2 separate regions of the Homo sapiens genome follow, and region 2 is linked to region 1. Evidence: chromatin loops called from intact Hi-C (ENCODE). Cell type or tissue: lower leg skin. All regions are shown on one strand. Links, peaks and the distances in the headings refer to the core of each region. The heading gives the core; the rest is flanking DNA.

Region 1 (9,419 bases), core at 586-8,585:
CATACTCTCAGTATCTAGTTGGTTCTCAACTAGGTGCAATTTTGACACCCGGGGTATCCTCTTTGACAATATCTGAGAACATGTTTTTGGTCTTCACAACTGGGTTGGGATGTACTACTGACATCTAGAGGTAGAAGCCAAGGATGCTGTTAAACACCATGCAATGCACGGGACTGTCCCCAAAATTATCTAGCCTCAAATGACAATAGCATTGAGCTTGAGAAAGCATGCTCTAGAGCTATAAAAACAAATTGTAGACTGTCCTGCATTAAGCAAGCAGAGTCTAGGGAAGACTAAATTTAAAGACAAGCAATGCTTTACAAAAGATTTACCAAAGGGTTTAATTAATAATATATTCTAATGAGCGAATCTGAAATGTTTTGATCAACAGCAAAAATACATATGTCAAAGACCCATATACTACAAAAAAGTGCATTCCTACATTAACAGAACATGAAGACAAGTGAGAAGTAAACATAGAAATACTGCTGTTTCTAGACATGCTTTAGGATATAAAGCATTTTCACAGGCTTTCCTTCACTCTCAGAGTCTTAAAATCACCAAGTAAAGTGGGAAGGGAAAAGAAGCATTCTTATAAATAAGAAAATTGGAGCTCAGAGTGCTCAAAAGATTTACCCCATCAAATAGCCTTACAGTTGGCCTTCAAACCCAGAATTTCTCTTTCCAACAATAGTGTTCTCTCTACTTTTATATGAAGTCCACACATTATGTAGGAACACATATGTGTGTGTATGAAGAAGCTATAGACTGAAGTATGTGCAAGTTCCTATGTCGTTTCTTTCAAATAAAATGCAGAGCAAACATTTAATTATTTATATATTTTTTAATTGAAAAAGTACGCTAAAGATGGGGTCTCATTATGTTGCTCAGGCTGGCCTTGAACTCCTGGGCTGTTGTGATCCTCCCACCTCAGCCTCCCAAGTAGCTGGGACTATAGGCGTGTGCCATTGTGCCCATCAAAACATTAATTTTTTTTTATCTTGCATTAATTTTTGCAAGGAACCAGAAATGAAAGTAGTAATAATATTTTACAGGAACATCTCTGCCTCAAAGCAGATTAATTCTGAAAATCAGAGCTTGTTTAAAGCCTCTCTTCTTGGGATTATTGGGCCTGTGTGAAGATTAGCTGAACACCACGACCAGAATCCATGGAGGGTGCCAAACAGACACCTGTCACAGTCGATGCTCTCAGCTAATTTATCATGCACTTTTTGCTTAGTTTCTCTGCTCACTGACTTCAGTGGAGCTATGGGAATGGGGTAAAGGTGATGGGACATTATTATCATCTATTGGAGTTAATGGTCACCGTCGAGATTGCAGGGTCAGCTCTGCTACTTAAAACTAAAATGTTTATTTTAAAATTTCTCTTTTGGTCTGGATTTTTGTCGTTTTTCTCTTCTGAGTGATTTCACAAGGAACAGCATCTCCAAATGAATATGTCAGTAATATGACATTTGATATTGATAGCATATTTGTGGTGATCTGCTAGATTTTTACGGTATTGTTTTAAACTCACAAGATAATTGTTTCTTCTGTTTTCAGGAACTGATAATTTTGAACCTTGTAATGCCAGCATTTGTATCACATGTAAACACTGGCTTATACACCAATAACAAAAATGAAACCAGCAGATTTTTAGGGAAATCTATTTTAATATTGCTTTATTTGGTTTTCTGTATCCACATTCTGAGTGTCTTCCCTGTAGGCTCTTTCTTTTAGTCCTCCAAGGTTAAGGAATTCATTTTCAAGCTTTTTTCTTTCATCTTTTTGATCTCTCTGCCCCATGGCAGGATGAAGGCAGCTTTATTTCCTGCCTTCACTTCCTCCCAACCCTGTTTCCATTTTCCACCCAATGCCTAAGGTGATGGAAATTATTTCTTTGCTGGTAATATTTTCCTGAATGCCCTAGGGAAGAAGTGATTTATACCTGGCTTGTCCTTGGCATCCTGTGGCTCAGAGACGGGAGTCAGCTTTGCTCTGGGTTTAGCTTTCATGGCGGGTTTTGAGCAGTCTATGTCATCTTATGCTTGTGTCCGCTTCTGGAAGGCTGGCCATGGAAAGGCACTGCAGCAGGGGATGGGGGCATAGGAGAAAGTGAGGGCTCTGAGCATTCATCCCTGAGAGCCCCATGGGTGGGTATCATGAAGCAGGAAAGAACTGTTAGGAAAAGTGCAAGAAAACACACACATTATTTAAATATATTGTCCAGGGTGGCCTCTAGCCACAGCAACAAATTTAGCTGCTAGTATTCCATTTATCTTTCCTTCCTTTTTTTCCTTCCTTCATTTATCCCTCCCTCCCTCCTTCCCTCCCTCCCTCCTTTCCTTTCCTTCTTTCTTTCAACAGCATCTTGCTTTGTTGCCCAGGCTGGAGTACAGTGGTGTGATCATAGCTCACTGCAGCCTTAAACTCCTGGGATCTCATGATCCTCTCACTTCAGCTTCCTGATTAGCTGGGACTACAGGCTCACATCACCATGCCCCGTTATTTTTTTTCTTTTGTAGAGCTGGAGCCTTCCTGTGCTGCCTAGGCTGATCTTGAGCTCCTGGGCTCAAGTGATCCTCCTGCCACAGCCTCCCAAAGTGCTGGGATTACAGACATGAGCTACCATGCCAAGCCTCATACATTCTTAATTCATTCATCTAGACTTTTGTTTAATCATACAAACATTTATCATTGATTGTAGATGATTCTCAGCACCACATTCCTGAGAAATTAGCTACCCAATGTTCTCAGGAAAGAATCCCCTTATACATGAATGTGCCCATGACATGACTTCTCCAAGAGTAGAAGGCTAAGACTATGTTATTATGACTTTTAGTACTTGTAAAAATTACTTGAATTAAGGACATCTTAAGGTTGTCTGTTTGCGCAAGCATTTTCTCTCTCTCTCTTGCTCTCTCTCTCTCAAACACACACACACACACACACACACTCACACAGAGTTTGGGGGAATCCCATAGAGACTGGTAGAAACATGTCTTCTGTTGCTGTACAGAAACATAGATGTGTGTTATCAAGGAATTGTAACTTTGAAGTACTGAAAATAATTTTACAGTAAAACATAAAACATATTATGATTTTGCACAGAGATGCTGCAAAGGCAGTTAGGACCAGAATCTGAGAAAATAAGGAAGTTGTGAAAAAAGAGATTTGTTAAAAATTCCAGAGGTAGGTGAAGTTAATGCATATTTGAGAACCAAATGTAATATTTTGTGAAATTAATATTTTTACCAGCTATTTCCAAAATGATATATAGATAATATTTATATCTCTGCATGTACAGATAGAAGTAAAAATATACATATGAAGGAGAAAAAAAGCTCAGTCTACATTCTCCCAACTCTACCCTACTCTACTCTACTTATCCTATTTATTGGAGAAATAAAGTAAATATCAATCTTTTCTTCAGTAAAACTGATTTGTTTATTGTAACATAAATAATATGGATCAGAAAGAATTAGTATCTGGGAGAAGTAGCTAAATTAGTAAGTGGAAAATAACTTAGATTTATTTTTGTGAGTTTTGCAGCTGTCATATTAGGTATGGACAGCTCCATATTGGCCAGATACAGGGTGGGGTGATGTTAGTAGCTTCAGATCCTTAAAACAGAGCCAACCTTTGTATTTATTAGGAGTGTGGAATGTTGGATGGGACAATAAAGCCCCAAATTCATCACAGCAAAACTCAACAGGAAAACATATTCATGTAAGAAGCATCAGGAGAAGTCCATTTAGCAACAGGAAGCTAATTGCTTCATTTTTATTCCACGGCAAAATCAAAACCAGGTGGCTGGCAGGCAGTCCACACGTGATGTTTCTTAGAGTTCCTCAATCCTGGGGTGTAGATGATGTCAGATGAAAGTCGGAAGGCTAAAACAGCCATCTGGTGGCCGGTCAGATTGTTAAGCTCAGTGGCCATGGCTCTATCACAGAGCTCTGGCTAGATCACCTCCTGTTGGTCAGCATTCGGCTTATCTTTTATCAAGAGTCACAGATCCTGTAACACTAGCCAAACCGATAAGGTGCACAGACCTCATTAACTCATGTTAAGGTTGATACTCCATTCTTTATAAAAGTGGAACTCGTAGAGCAATGACTTCTAGGCTGTAGCATGCATTAGGATTCCTTGGAGGGCTTGTGAAATCCCCGGAGTCCTATCCCCAGTGTTTCTGATCCAGTAGGTCTGGGGTGGGGTCTGAGAATCTGCATTTCTAACAAGTTCCTGGGTGATACTGCTGCTCTGGTCCACTATCACACAGGAAGCCGTTTGTTGTGTTAGATACACATAAAACCAGAAGAGAGATACGTTATAGTACATTTTTCTCCCTTCACATTTAACAAAAAATTTTTGAGTTTTAATCTTTGACAAAGTTATAAGGGAAGGGTTGCCTGTATTAACCTTGTCATACCGATTACTCTCAATGATTGCTTCTGGGTGATACACTTATCCCCACACTCTTACCCCAAGAGGTGCAAATAAATTAATGCTCCTATTCAGAATGACTCATTACTTGGTCAGAAAACAAGTTTACATCCAGTGTGGGCTGACCTGACCTGAAGGCTAGTTTTATAAAAAGAAAAAAAATCAAATCTATTGTGTTTTCACACTAACAAGCATTTAGTAAGAAGTACGGTTGCTTTTCTTTGCTTCTCTTCCTGGAGAACATTGACCTGCACCTGGTATTGTTTGCAATGAACAATTTTTCAGAGATTGCAATGATAGAAAGGTAGAGAGCAGGGGTGGGCTGCAGAGAGATTGAGAGGTTAAAAAATTTCTTTACAGCATATCTGGAGATGAGTGTTAACTATTTTTTAAGTTAAAAAATAGTTTAAAAAGATTGTGCATGTACAACTTTAGGCGAACTGACAAAAAGAGAAGTTGGTTAGGTATATCAGAGGAAAGAAAAACAAGTTTCTAATACACATATTGAAAACGAACATATAATTGGTCAGTGGAGGCAAAAAGGAGACATGCTGGTTTAGAAGAGGCAGCATGTTTTCTAGTTTTGTGATTTAATGAAAATCTTGCCAATGGCCACAATTTTCTTCCTCTGTTCCATTTTCTTTTTTTCCTTCTTTCTTCTTTTCCTTCCTTTCTTCTTCGTTTCCATTTCTTTCCTTTCCTACCAGTTATCACTAGATTTTTATTTGCCCCTAAAATGTGTAAACAACATTCAAGATTGAAGGCCGAGGAGATGACTCAGACACAGATTCTGCCCTCAAGGAAATAAGGGTTGACAATACCATCATATTTAAATCTATGTGCTCTAACTGTAATAATTTCACCCCAGATCCTTAACACACAGTTGTATTATGATAGGTTCCTTTGAATGATGACACTGTTGCCTCCTGCTCCCATCCCATTTTCACTTGCCCTGACTATCCATCATCTCATCTTGAGTGTCTCTCAGGAGACTCTGTTCTTTAATTTGATTTGCTGTTATCTCTGGTAAGTTTAAACATGTGCATCTTAAAATGATAGGGGCTGGGTGTTCAACACTCAAGGGAACTGCGCATTCAGGACCAAGAATCTCCACCCTTCTAGCTGTTGAACTACACATGCCCCAAAGACAGGCAGCATGCCAGAGGTCTGTCAGTGGAAGCAATGACAATATCCATGACCTACAGCTCTGGTTAATATTGAATTATAGTGGTTCATTCAGTTGTTTACTTTATGGTTAACAAATTACATGATTTTCATTGTGGGAATACTTGTTGATCGGAAGTCCTGAAGAGTAGAGATTGTCATATCTTGGGTTGGTCTTTGAGGCATACTGTGGTCTTGACAGCACTGATGGTGGAGGAGGGAAGGAACTGGCACGTGAGCAGGGCTGGGGGACCTGCTTCAACCAACAGGGAATAGCAGAGGTGCAATAAATAGGGAAACATATTGCAGTTGTTACAAAAAACTGAAGTTTAAAGAGTCGGAACCAGCTTTGCCATGTCTTGTGCGAACCCACTACAACAAAATTTCCAAGGGGAATGTGAGGATGTTAATGATACATACATCATAGGGTGGTGGTGAAGCTTAAGCAAGAAATGTCAAGTGTTTAGCACAATGCTCTCAGTAAACATGAGGTATTCTTTATTTATTTTATGTCTATCTATCTCTCTCCTCACATAGGCTTTCTTCTACATTTAAGTGGTCCAGTCCACTACTTAGGGGTCTCAAAGTATAATCCTCAGACCAACATCATTGGTATCTTGTAAGGAATGCACATCCTCAAGCCCTACTCAGATCTACTGAATCAGAAGCCGTGGGGGTGGGGTCCAGCAGTCTATGTTTTTGCTAGCCCTCCAGGTGATTCTGACGCACGCTCAAGAGTGAGAACCACTGCTCCAGTGGGACATTGTAGTTGTTTTCAGCAAGAAAGTGTTGCTCAAAACCGATGAGTGATAGCATCCTCTGTGGCTGCAGTGGATTGGCAAACCTAGCAAAGGCTTCCATCCAACAAGCCACAGGTACTGGGGATGAGATCTAGCTCTCCAGGAAAGGAAGCTGGGGCAAAAGCTAGGCAGGGTGGCAGGCTCCACTCTATCCTTTCTTTCTCCATCCCAGCCCAACTGGTCCTGAGGACAGGGTGCTAGTCCCTTGAGGAAGACAAATGCTAGCCACAGTGAATCCTGTCTTACATTTGGGCAAGAGAAGCAGAAAATAAGAGAAACCTGGCCGGGCGCGGTGGCTCACGCCTGTAATTCCAGCACTTTGGGAGGCCAAGGTGGGTGGATCACAAGGTCAGCAGATCGAGACCATCCTGGCTAACGCAGTGAAACCCCGTCTGTACTAAAAATACAAAAAATTAGCCGGGCATGGTGGCGGGCACCTGTAATCCCAGCTGCTCAGGAGGCTGAGGCAGGAGAATCACTTGAACCCAGGAGGCGGAGGTTGCAGTGAGCCGAGATCGCACCACTGCATTACAGCCTGGGTGACAGAAGTGAGACTCCATCTCAAAAACAAACAAACAACAACAACAACAACAACAACAACAAAAAGAAACCCACATTTCTGTGGGTGTGTAGGTAACCACTTCCTGCAGGAGCCAAACTTACCCCTACTAGGCATGAATAGGCTCTGCAATTAGGTGGAACTGATGCTGAAGATGAAAAATCTTCATGCTTCCAGGTGAAGAGAGCATGGCAAGGCAGGGACAGACATGCTAGTTAGACTAATAAGAGCTCTTTGGCAAAATCTGATTAGCTTGAATTCAAAACATCCCTGATCCTCCACTCCATGGGCCTGCTGCCCTGTGCTCCTGGCTGATGGATTCACAGGTGTCTTGGAAAATTCTTTCCAATTTGTTTTAGCATTTTCTTTTTAAGGCCAGAAACAGGCTATGGCCATGCCAATCGTATTTGTGGCAGCTGCACGAAGCCCCTGGGATTGCCCAGTCATCTACAGACTGTGTCTGAGAGCACTGGGCTGGAAATCAGAAATGTGCCCTTGTGTGGGTGGCCCCTGTAGTCAGGGGTGATGCTTTTCACAGTGTTCTTTGTAGAAACCTCAGGGGAGGAAATCATAGAATAATAGGACTGTGAGGACCTCTGAGAAGTCATGTGGCCTCAGCCCGTGGAGAGCCCAGGACAGAGAAAACAAGAAGAAAACCAAATTCCTGATTCTCTTCCCTGTTGCTGACACGCTGTATAATTCCAGGGCTTCCTCCCCATGTTAGAGAGGAAATTAAGATCAGAGAGTCGGTTGGGTTTTTCTTCTGCCCTCTGTCATTTGAAGTCTCACAGTGTGATACTCAGCAGATTGGAAACATTACCCTAATTGGTAAGATATAGATTGAAGTTCAGCTTCACCATTATGAATAGAAATGAAACTAAGTTGAACTTCTGAGTGTCACATTGTTATTAAATAGAAATTAAAACCTAAAAATGCGAATGAGTTCAATAAACATTCATTAAGCTCCTATTAGGGTGGCTCTCAAATACCAAATAGCAGAATCACCTGAAAGCCTTATTAAAAATGCAGGTTTCAGATGTGGTGGCTCATGCCTATAATCCCAACATTTTGGGAGGCTGAGGTGAGAGGATCACTTGAGCCCAGGAGTTCAAGACCAGCATGGGTAACATAGGGAGACCTTGTCTCTTCTAAAAAGTAAAAAAATTAGCCAGGTGTGGTGGTGCACACCTACTACCCCAGCTACTCGGGAGGCTGAGGTAGTAGGATTGCTTGAGTCTGAGAGATGGAGGCTGCAGTGAGCTATGATCACACCCCTACACTCCAGCCTGGGTGACAAATAGAAACCTTGCCTCAAAAAAATTGCAGGTTTCAGGCCCTCACCCCTGAAATTCCTAATTCATTGGATTAGGAATGAGGCCCAGAAATTTATACTTTTAATAATCATCCCCAAGTGACAGTAATGCTGGTGCCGTACAAAGCATGCACCAAGTAGCACTGCTTCGGGAAGGACACATACGTCATGAGTCATGCTCCTAGACTATAAGCTCCCTGCCAGCAGGACCTCTGAGTTTTTTATTCACCATCAGACAATTCAGTCTCGTGGCTGTAAATACTATCTATATGCCCCAAACTCCAAATCTGTATCTCGAATCCAGACAACTTCTCCTAACTCTAGGAGCATACACCCACCCAACACCTCCAAACAGACATCTAGTAAACAGCTCAAACTCAACACGTTGAAATGGAACTTCTCAATTTCCCTAAACCTACACTACTTTCAGTATTGTCCACCTCAACTCATGGCAAACACCACATCCCTCCAATAGTTTTTAAAAAAAAAAAAACGAACTTGGGGAATCTTTGACTCCTTTCTTTCTCTCACACCTCTCATCCAATCTGTTAGGAAAGCCTGTTACCTGTATCTTTAAACCTTATCCAGAATCTGTGCACCACCATTCTTGCCACCCAATGCAAGCCACCATCATCTTGCTTTGGCTACAGCCAACTGCCTCCTATTTGGTCTACACCCCTGTCCCCTCCAGTCTATGTTCAGCATAGCAGACAGAGAAAACCTGTTAAAATATACATCAGATGATGGGACTCCCTGGTTTGACACCTCCTGATTTCACCATATTTTTCAGAGTAAGAGCAAAAGTGCTCACAATGAATCAGTAAGCCCTGTAACAAGAGACTTCAGACTGCTGCCCTGACCCCATTTCTTGCTGCGCTCCTTACTTACTTTGCCATGTCCCCAAGGGTCTCCTGGCTCTTCCAGAAATATATTTGACATGTTTGCCCTTAGGCCTTTATATTGCTGTTCACTTTGACTGGAACACTCTTTCCACATGTGACCATGTAGCTCATTCCTTCCTGTTCTTCACCTCTTTGAATCTTTGCACAAATTTGTCTTAGTTACCTTCTCAGTAAAATCTGTCTTGGCTGCCCCATTTAACATTGTAATGAATGACCCCACCTCCCACCCACCTCTA
Region 2 (9,419 bases), core at 983-8,982, 69 kb before region 1:
GTGCAATCCCAGCCTTTGCACCTGCTGTTCTTACTGCCAGAGCAGTCTTTCTCCTCTCTCCACCTGTCCATCTCTACCAAAGGGCTGATTTTCCCTTTAGGGTTTAGCCAAGAGCTCACGTACTCCAGGAAGGTTTCCTTTGTCTCTAAGACTGCTTCAGTGGTCCTTCTGTGTTCTTCCATAGCTGCTGGTGCCCTCTCATTATTATAATTCCCATGCTGGGCCACAAAGCATCTCTATGTCTCTCTTCCTCACTGGTAGGTAAGCTCCATGAGGGAAGGATTCATTTCTGTCATGTCGCCACTTGATCTTCAGTACCTACTACAGAGCCCAAAACACAGGCGCTCGATAACTATTTAAAGCATTATTTGGAATCAGATTAAAAAAGAGAGGCTACAGCTTTCACTCCAATGAGTCTGAAGCAGATGCTTCCATCAGTGACAAAATATCTTCGGTTATAGTCCTCAGACACTAAAACAGGACCTAGTACTTCAATAGGAAATCCTGTTTAATAAGATCTACATATTGATGTTATGACTAAAATATGCATAAGTGAAACTTTATGTATAGCGGACTCTGGTGCCCTTACTTGTCTTTTCATGGTCACTCAGCAATTTCCAGTTTATGACTTCATCTCTTCCATTTTAGCTCAATCTCTTTGGGGAAGGAAAAACTGTTCTTTTGCAGGGAGTGGGCAGTTCACTCAGTTGGAGTGGTTTAAGTGCCTTTGCCATTAGAAGGGGAGCATCTAATGGCATGCTCTGCGGTCATCTTCTGACCCTTGGCTCCTGGCTATGGTGCTGTTTGTCCTGCTTGGCCACTGGGCATCCTGTACGGGTACTGCCTGGTTACTGGCCATCAGCTGGCATCCCTGATTGTGTCCGGGTCCTGACATGCCTATGATCCTGAGGGCCTTATATTTTGCATCTCAGTCATCTCAAATTTATATCTTTTCTGGTTCACAAGATCTCTTAGCCTCTAGAAAGCCCAAGAGCTGGGCGCGGTGGCTCACGCCTGTAATCCCAGCACTTTGAGAAGCAGAGGCAAGTGGATCACCTGAGGTCGGGAGTTTGAGACTAGTCTGACCAACATGGAGAAACCCCATCTCTACTAAAAATACAAAATTAGCCAGATGTGGTGGTGTCTGCCTGTAATCCCAGCTACTCGGGAGGCTGAGGCAGGAGAATTGCTTAAACCTGGGAGGTGGAGGTTGTGGTGAGCTGAGATTGCACCATTGCACTTCAGCCTGGGCAACAAGAGCAAAACTCCATAAAAAAAAAAAAGAAAAAAAGAAAAAGAAAAAGGAAGGAAAAAGAAAGCCCAAGAAACCAAGAAACCTCAGCTGCCTTCTCTGCACCATCTCTGAGTGTGCATGTCTCTCAGGCTCCCATGGGTCCATGCACACGTGCTATTTTTATCACATAAGCACCATGTTTTTACATTGCCAGGCTGAAGGCCAGGCTCCCTTGAGGCAGTTTACACTCTTTCCAAGATATTCCCTGGAAAGCCAGGCCCAACTGACTTTCTCTGTTATTCCACTAATCCTCCTTGGGGGTCCTATTATTTTAGACTCCCCACAGCCAAGACCCAGTGAAATGGGGTATTGGAAACTGTCTTAGTGACCTACATAGCATGTTAACCCTGGTCTTGCATCTTCTAAACCCTTCTCTTTCTTCTATACTTTATGACTTAATTTTATAAGCTCTCTGAGCTCAGTCTTCTAAGTTTTTCTTAAATTTTTTTTTCAATTTAAAATATAACTCTTTTTCACCTTAGTGCCTAGCTCTGAATAGTCAAAAGTGTTTTGGCTTTTGGAGAATTATTTTTCCTCTGGGTATAAAAACATTTTATTTGAAACTCAAAGCCAAGTAATGACTTCTTTGTTAAAGGAGGTATCTGCCCTCTCCTTATCTAGGGAACTGAGCCTCCTGTTCATGGCTCAGCTTTACTGGTGGAAAGGATAACAAGTTCAAAAAAGACAGGTGGGTGAGGGCAGGCAAGGAAGAAAGTTTAATAGCCCCAAATATTATCCTATTCCATTTGCAGCAATAACTTACATGGCATTTATGTTCTATAAAGCTTCATAGTAGACAAAGGGCTTTTGTTTATGTCATCTTGAAGCAGTATAGAATAATGATTAAAAGTGATCATGGTTCAGCCGCTCACCAGTGATGTGATGTTGGATGAGCTAATTTAACTCTCTTTATCTGTAACATGCAGATAAAAGGACATAATAACAGTACCATACTCATAAGGCTGTAATCAGTGTTAAATAAAACTTCATCTATATAAGGAACTTAGCATAATGCCTGGTACACATTATTTATAATTGGCATGACTTTTACTTCAAGAAATAGAAGCATATACGTAAGCCACACTATAGTTTTCTAAGCAGTATTAATCTCTTTGGAGCCTGCCTTCTATTAGGTTGTTTAAGCTCCAACCTCAGTCTTGGATTTCCTTCCCTTTGTCTAGAGTTGAGTAAAGAATATGGAGGTCTTTAATTGCTAAAATATTTATCAGTTCATGTGTGTCTTTCTCTCTATGGTCATTCTACATGACCCTGTGCTGCCTCTAGGCTAGGCAGGGCTTTGGGACTTCATTGGCCAATGCTGGGAACCTCAGAATTTCTAGCCCAGCTTTCCTATGTGAGAGGCAGGGAGGAGGGAGCAGTTCCAATCTTCCCTAAACCTGCAGCTGTACAGATATCTCTCATGTCTCTGTCGCCCCACCCAAAAACACTCCCTCCCTTCTCCTCTGGGCCAACCCAACATAATCTCCTGTAGGAGATCACACTCTGGAAACAAAAACCAGAAAGGAAGATTGATGTTGGCAACTTTCTACTTTCTGCGGAATGCCTCTTGTGTTTAAGCAAAGGCCTGCTGCAGCAAAATCAAAACATACCTTAACATCTCAATAAATTATCTTGCTATGCATTGAATAAATGGGAGCGGTTATTATAATTATGCCATAATAAAATGAAACAATAAAATATTTTGAATTACTTTTTACTATTTTACCTAAGTTTAATGAAAGAGTTTTAGGAATGAATATGTTGATAACCTTTAAAATGAGCATAAAATATCAGATTTAATCAGAGTTGTAATATTCCTATAAGGCTAGTAGTTAGGAGGAAAAAGGAGTCAGTCCAACACTGAATATTTGAATGGCTTTAGGAATTCACTCTAGTAATTGGAATGAGTTTATAAATATGAAGCTAGAATGAGCTTAGAACTTAAAGCTATATATGTTTCTGCATCATGATTAAAGATGGAAATGCAAATAAATACACAAATAAAAAATTGCAGGAAAATCTAGAAAATATATAGAGGTAGAAGAGAGCTTTATAATCAGGACTAGAAACTGAGAACATATAGAAGAAAAATAGAGATGTATTTATTAAAAGTTAAAAATAATTATAATATGTAATATGAACAAAGTAAAAAACAGGTGATGGGTTTGGAAAAAGTGTTGGTAATACAAATGACAAAGGATTTATAAACATACCCATACATAGGGCAATTAAAACTTGAAAAGGACAAGTCACTAGAAATATAAAAAATATATATGTTCAATAAACACATGAAAAGCTGACATGATATGTCAATTTACTGACATTAGACTGGCAAAATTAAACAGACACACAATGTAAAGGCCTGTCTTATGGGACAAACACCTAAAAGAGTACATTCATGTCCCCATGATAGAGTTTGTTACAATGTTTAGAAAGAGAGGTGGCAATATCTATTAAAATTAAAAGTAAATACACATATTTGTTGGCCTAGCAAGTTCACTTATAGAAATATGTTCCATAGAAATAAAGAGTTAACTACAAATGGAAATATATACAAGGATGGTTATTACCACATTGTTCGTGATAGTTAAATAAATTATGACACATTCATAGCATGGAAACTTATACATCTATTAAAAGGAATGAATTAGAGCTCTATTAGTCTTAGCTGGGAGAGATTTCCATGAAATACTATTGACTGTGCAAAGATTTGGAGAAATGTGTATAATAAGATCCAGTTTTTATAAAATAATATCAACTCTCCCATGGAAGTGCCTGTGTGTAGGTGTGTGTATGTGACTAGAGAGATACATATTAGGTTTTAACATGGGTTACGTGGGCAGGGGGGTGGGGGTGGTGGTGATGAGGATGAGGGCAAAGGAAAGTTGATGGATGGAAAGCAAGTAAAAAATATCTGGAATAAAAAACAAATGTACGATCCCCAAATACACACACTCAACACAAACTAGGTGGAAAAGATAAATCTAGCTCTATATGTACAAACCTATGTGAATGGCCTATGATGTTTTGTCAAGTTTCAGTTTATAGAGTGGTTTGTGCAGTATAATTTTAACTTTATTAAGAAAAGAATCACCGATATGTGTGTCTATACATTTCTACATACATATGTATATATTGATGCACACACATATGTGCAAGGGTATGGAAAAATATATGCTAGACTTAATGTCGCATACTTTAGGCAGTGGGAATGTATAGCAAGCACAGGATGAGATCTTTGTTTTCGTTATGCATTGTTTTATTTGTTACGCTAAACTTGTGTTAACTTTGTAATTTATAATACAACAAATGAATTTAAGTGATACTACCTTATGTATGTATAACTTCCATACTCCACAAACATGTTGATTCAATCAAATAATATACCAACCCTGGTGGCTATGGCCAACATTACCTAAGCCAGACTCTGACTTTGTCCCAAAGTGAAATGTACTTTCTTTATGCTGAGTGATAGCTAAGATGCCATTAACTTCTTCCTCTACTTCTCACCAGCAGCCTGAGAAGTTATTAATCCCTTATTTACGTATATGAAAGAGGGAATCAGAAGGCTTCATTGACTGCCAAAGTTCATAAAGCTAAACCCAGATCTCAAATTTCAGGTTTTTATCACAAGTGCTGCTAAACAGGTGTTTTCTTATCTACTTCCAAAACCCAACACTCACCCATGGGTGAGCATGGATGGGCATAAAGCTGCTCAGGTCACACAGTGAAATTTTCCTTTATTTGCCATTTTTTCCATCTCTGATGCCCTCTCCTCTCTGTGTGGCTAAATCCTACCCGTTTCTGAAAGCATTTGGGTTCCTCAGCATGGCATCAAAAAAAGACTTGTCCCTTCTGTTTCAAGCAAAATAGCCTGATCCTTAAGCTAGACCATGGCCAAGGTTTTCTTGACCTGAGTACTAAAAACAACAACAACAACAACAACCCAGGATGAATAGAAGGGCCCTACATGAATAAGAAGGCTACTACAATGAAAACAAACAAAAACAGAAAAAGAACCAAAATATAAGGTGCAACCGCTGAACAGAAATAATTGACACAACTAGTCTTTTAGCTTTGGCTTTTAAGAAGTGGTAGGACTATTGCACATATATGTCTGTGGTTTTTTGTTTTCTTAAATAATATTTGTGGTAGACAATTCTAAGATGACCTCCAATGAGTGATGGACTTGAATAATCCCATCCCCTTGAATCCGAGCAAAAATTCTGACTTGCTTCTAGTCATTGGAATATGGTAAAGGTAAGAGATAGTCACACCCATGACTCAATTATGATATATGACTTTTTTTTTAGCAGACTGGAGAGAGAGAGAGATTCTCTGTTCTATAGGAAATAAGCTGCCATGTAGTGAGAGGGTCACACAGCAAGGATATATGGGTGGCCTCTAGGAACTGAGAATGTTACCTGCTGACAGCCAGCAAGAAAAATGACATCAGTCGTACAATCTCAAGGATCTAAATTCTGCCAACAGCCACAAGGGGTTTGGAGAAGACCTTGAGTTCCAGAAAGGAATGCTGTCTGACCAATACCTTGATTGCAGCCTTGTGAGACTCTAAGCAGAGGGTCCAGGTAGGCCATGCCTGGCCTCTTGACCCATGGAAACTGTGAGATAAGCCACTTATCTTTTAAGCCACTAAGTTTATTATAAAAGAAGCATAATATTTAGTAAGCACAAAGCATGAGGTCATAGGAAGAACACAGTTCTGGAACATAGGAGACATAGGTTCACTCCTTTTGTCCCAGTGACTTGCTATGGAGCATCAAGCAAGTCCCTCAGCCTTTGGGAGATTCGGTGACCTGGTATGTGAAATGTGGGCCTTTTAAAGATCTCTTTATGGTCTTGCTACTACAATCATTTGACTAATGTTGAAATGAATTGCTATAGGATTGTTAGCCATACCAAATATACTGCATATTATTGCCATATGCTTTAATCTGGTCTACTCTTGATTTTTTGTCATCGTTCTCCCAACGTTCCAAGTTTAAAAATAGTTCATTAAAATCAGCCTTCTTGGATTTTGATTTGAGAAGGCAGGAAGAGGTCTAAGGATCAGTTCAGAAGGTGCTTAAGAAAAATTGTGTGGTGATCTGGCCAGGCGAGGTGGCTCATGGCTGTAATCCCAGCAGTTTGGGAGGCCGAGGAGGGCGGATCACCTGAGGTCAGCAGTTGAAGACAAACCTGGCCAACATGGTGAAACCCTGTCTCTACTAAAAATACAAAAAGTAGCCTGGCATGGTGGTGGGTGCCTGTAATCCCAGCTACTCGGGAGGCTGAGGCAGGACAATCACTTTGCTTGAACCCGGGAGGCAGAGGCTGCAGTGAGCCAAGATCACGTCATTGCACTCCAGCCTGGGCAAGATAGAGTGAAACTCTGTTTAAAAAAAAAAAAAAAAAGATGGGAATTTTATTTTCTTAGAAATGTGAAAGACGAGTTAGATGGGATTCCTTCCCCTATTTCTGGAGCATTACATAATGGAGGGAAACGAGCAAACTCTTGGCATCTCTGGAGAGAACTGAGCACACTCCCAAGGTAAGATTTTTACGTCAGAAGGCAGCACCTTCTCATCACCATCAGGATGCTGGGGGTTCAGCTGATTCACCTTAACGGTGTGCACTTACTTATGCATAAACAAGTGAAGTGAACAATGATGAAGCCACCAGCTGTTTTATTGTGTTTTGTCATTATTATGAACCATCATATTTCATTTTTAGTGCAAGTAATGAGCCTTGGTGAGGCAAAGCTCCATGCTGTGCAGGGTAAATGGTATATTCCCTCCTGATCCCGCAAGGCGCTGTCAACAAAGGAGACTTTGGCTATAAATAGGAGCTGGGTCAGGAAACATTTTCTGCAAGTATTAATAATCAATGCACTACACAGACAGTATAAGGTAAGGGTTGGGGTAATTATTATCCAGTTAGGAAAATCAATGAAATCCTGAGGAAACCAAGAGGTGATTTCCTTTGCTTTCGGTGGCAGTTGGTGTGACCGGATGGAGGGTTCTTTATTAATTTAATTTCTCCCCCTTGCACTGATTTAGCTCCACAGTTGACACAGGCACTGGCGCTTACTCTAAGAGTCAGTCCTTGGAGCACAGGGGTTAGCTGTCATTTGCAAACTCACCACCTACTGGAAGCAAAGCTAGAAGACGGGGCTGCCAAAGCCAACCACTGCAACCTGTGGCAGGCTTCCCTGCCCAGGCTCTCCCACTGCCCTTGGAGTGAGACCCCTCCCCCTCAATCCTGCACAGCGACGTGGCTGGCTGGAGCTTTCCCCGCACCTGTCGCACCTCCTGGTTTTGGCAGAATGAAGTGAGGAGACAGCTGGAGTCATTATAGTTCATCTGTTTGAAGGTTGCCCAAATGAAAAACAAACAAACAAATCTGGTGAGTTTCGTGTTTCTTTTAAGTGTACAGAAATGCAGCTGCTAAGTTGTGTAGGAGATCAAAGGAGCCTTTTAAATTCAAGACACCAAAGTGTTCTTGCTGGTTTGATCCTTGGTGGAGATTTGTTAGCAAACTTTAGAAGGAAGTTACAAAAGAGGATTAGGTGTATTAAACTTGTCTGAGCTGTGGAAAGTTCTTTGTAAAGCTCATTGTGTGTTCATTGCAGATTTCTGTGGAGAATGTGATAGTGTAGTGAGCCCAGAGGTTGTGTTTTGGGTGATTGGACTCAAGTGCAAAGTAGAAAAACATTTCTTTAATACAGAAATAAGGCACTATGACTATTGCCTATAAATTGTCTATTAGAGAGAAAGAAATATATTCTGAAGCATTCAATAATTTCAGTACTTTGAGTAAAATGAAATTTAACCTTAGCTCCCAAGTTTGAAGTTGTCTCTTAAAAACATCAAGGCATTATGTAGCTAAAATAACTGGCATATTATTTTCAGTGTACATTGCAATATTTTAAATAGCTTACACTTCAAATAATCGGGGCAAACAAAATGTGTATTTATTATTTTCTATTGGTGCCTTAGCAGTTGTTAATTTTCTTAGCATTTTACTAGTAAAATTAATTTTCATTGTGGGTTACAATAAAAAATAGTGTTTTAATATTAAAATTTTCTGAACATAAAAATCTTAAACATATATTTAAAGTCACAATTTCAGTTTTATTTTGGTCAGAATTGGTTAATACGCTGGTTTGTAAATGGTGTGTACTTTATAGTCATCTTCTTTACTTTGAACATGTTTTAAATGACTTTGATCCATCTCACTCCTCTACTTAGTAGCAGAAAAGTTTAAAACGCTATGTAAATAGAACTAAAGCAAATGTGCTCACTAATATATTTTTGTTGTATTGTTGTTTATAATTTTTGTATTTGTGATAAAATCTATTTTGGTTATTCTGAGATTTTTTTCCCCCTATTTGTTCTCCAGATTCAATTAGTTGCTTTCAGCTAACTCCTTTTTTTTTGTCCTGGCTACAATAATGTATCTAAAAAATTATTTTTCATCTGGGATTGTTTTAATCCACAACTTTGAGAACTGTTTAATACTTAGTTATTTAGTCAAGTTTGAATCTTATTTTGACAGCATTTAAGGGGCTTAGGAGGGGGAAAGAGAAACTGAGTGTGGAAGAGGCTCTTGAATTAAAAATGTATAAAGGTTAAACATCAAACACTCATGACTGTCATCATAATAATTCTAAATTGCAGCTGACTATGAACATTGATCTCTTTCTCCAATAAATCTTAACCTCCTTGTCATATTTTCTTCTTCTGTTGACCTGATTTTCATTTTCTTAGCCTCTGGGATGTTAGCTCCATAAAAGGTAGGTTTGAGGACAGGATCCCCCAAAGGTAGGTTTTTATTTCAGCTTCATACCAGGCAGCTTACCAGAAGAATTCCAAATGAGGTGCTGGTTGGGTACCCTGTCTTGTCAAATTACTGAGATGTGGCATTGATTGGTTCTCAAGTGGAAGGCAATTGATTACTTGTATCTATCTAATTTTTAAGTGATGTGTGTAGAATCTCTGGAAATAAAACTTTAAAAACAGTTTATAGTCATTCACCAAAAAAGCCATTTTTCTTAACCCTCAAATATGAAGATTGATTTACAAACACTTTCATTTGGTGATTGGAATATGTTTTGACTGTTGGA

The links. A loop is a pair of places that touch in the nucleus more often than their neighbours do. Peaks named below come from ENCODE experiments on the same cell type or tissue, not always from the same donor. Only the 100,000 strongest peaks of a DNase experiment are listed, where the experiment ranks them.
Region 2: a loop joins it to region 1, with 2.3 times the contacts of the local background. A loop is called at or near these places in 1 of 110 quality-filtered maps.

What each region holds. Positions count from the first base shown.
Region 1 is chr9:71,481,718-71,491,136 of GRCh38, reverse strand. No RefSeq gene overlaps it. Among named protein-coding and RNA genes, the nearest start is that of CEMIP2, 280 kb to the left of the region's middle. In lower leg skin, for the core only: no CTCF peak of the experiment used is centred there; a DNase peak (open chromatin) is centred at 3,843.
Region 2 is chr9:71,550,819-71,560,237 of GRCh38, reverse strand. No RefSeq gene overlaps it. Among named protein-coding and RNA genes, the nearest start is that of CEMIP2, 210 kb to the left of the region's middle. RefSeq lists enhancers at 7,025-7,525, 7,526-8,026. In lower leg skin, for the core only: no CTCF peak of the experiment used is centred there; no DNase peak of the experiment used is centred there.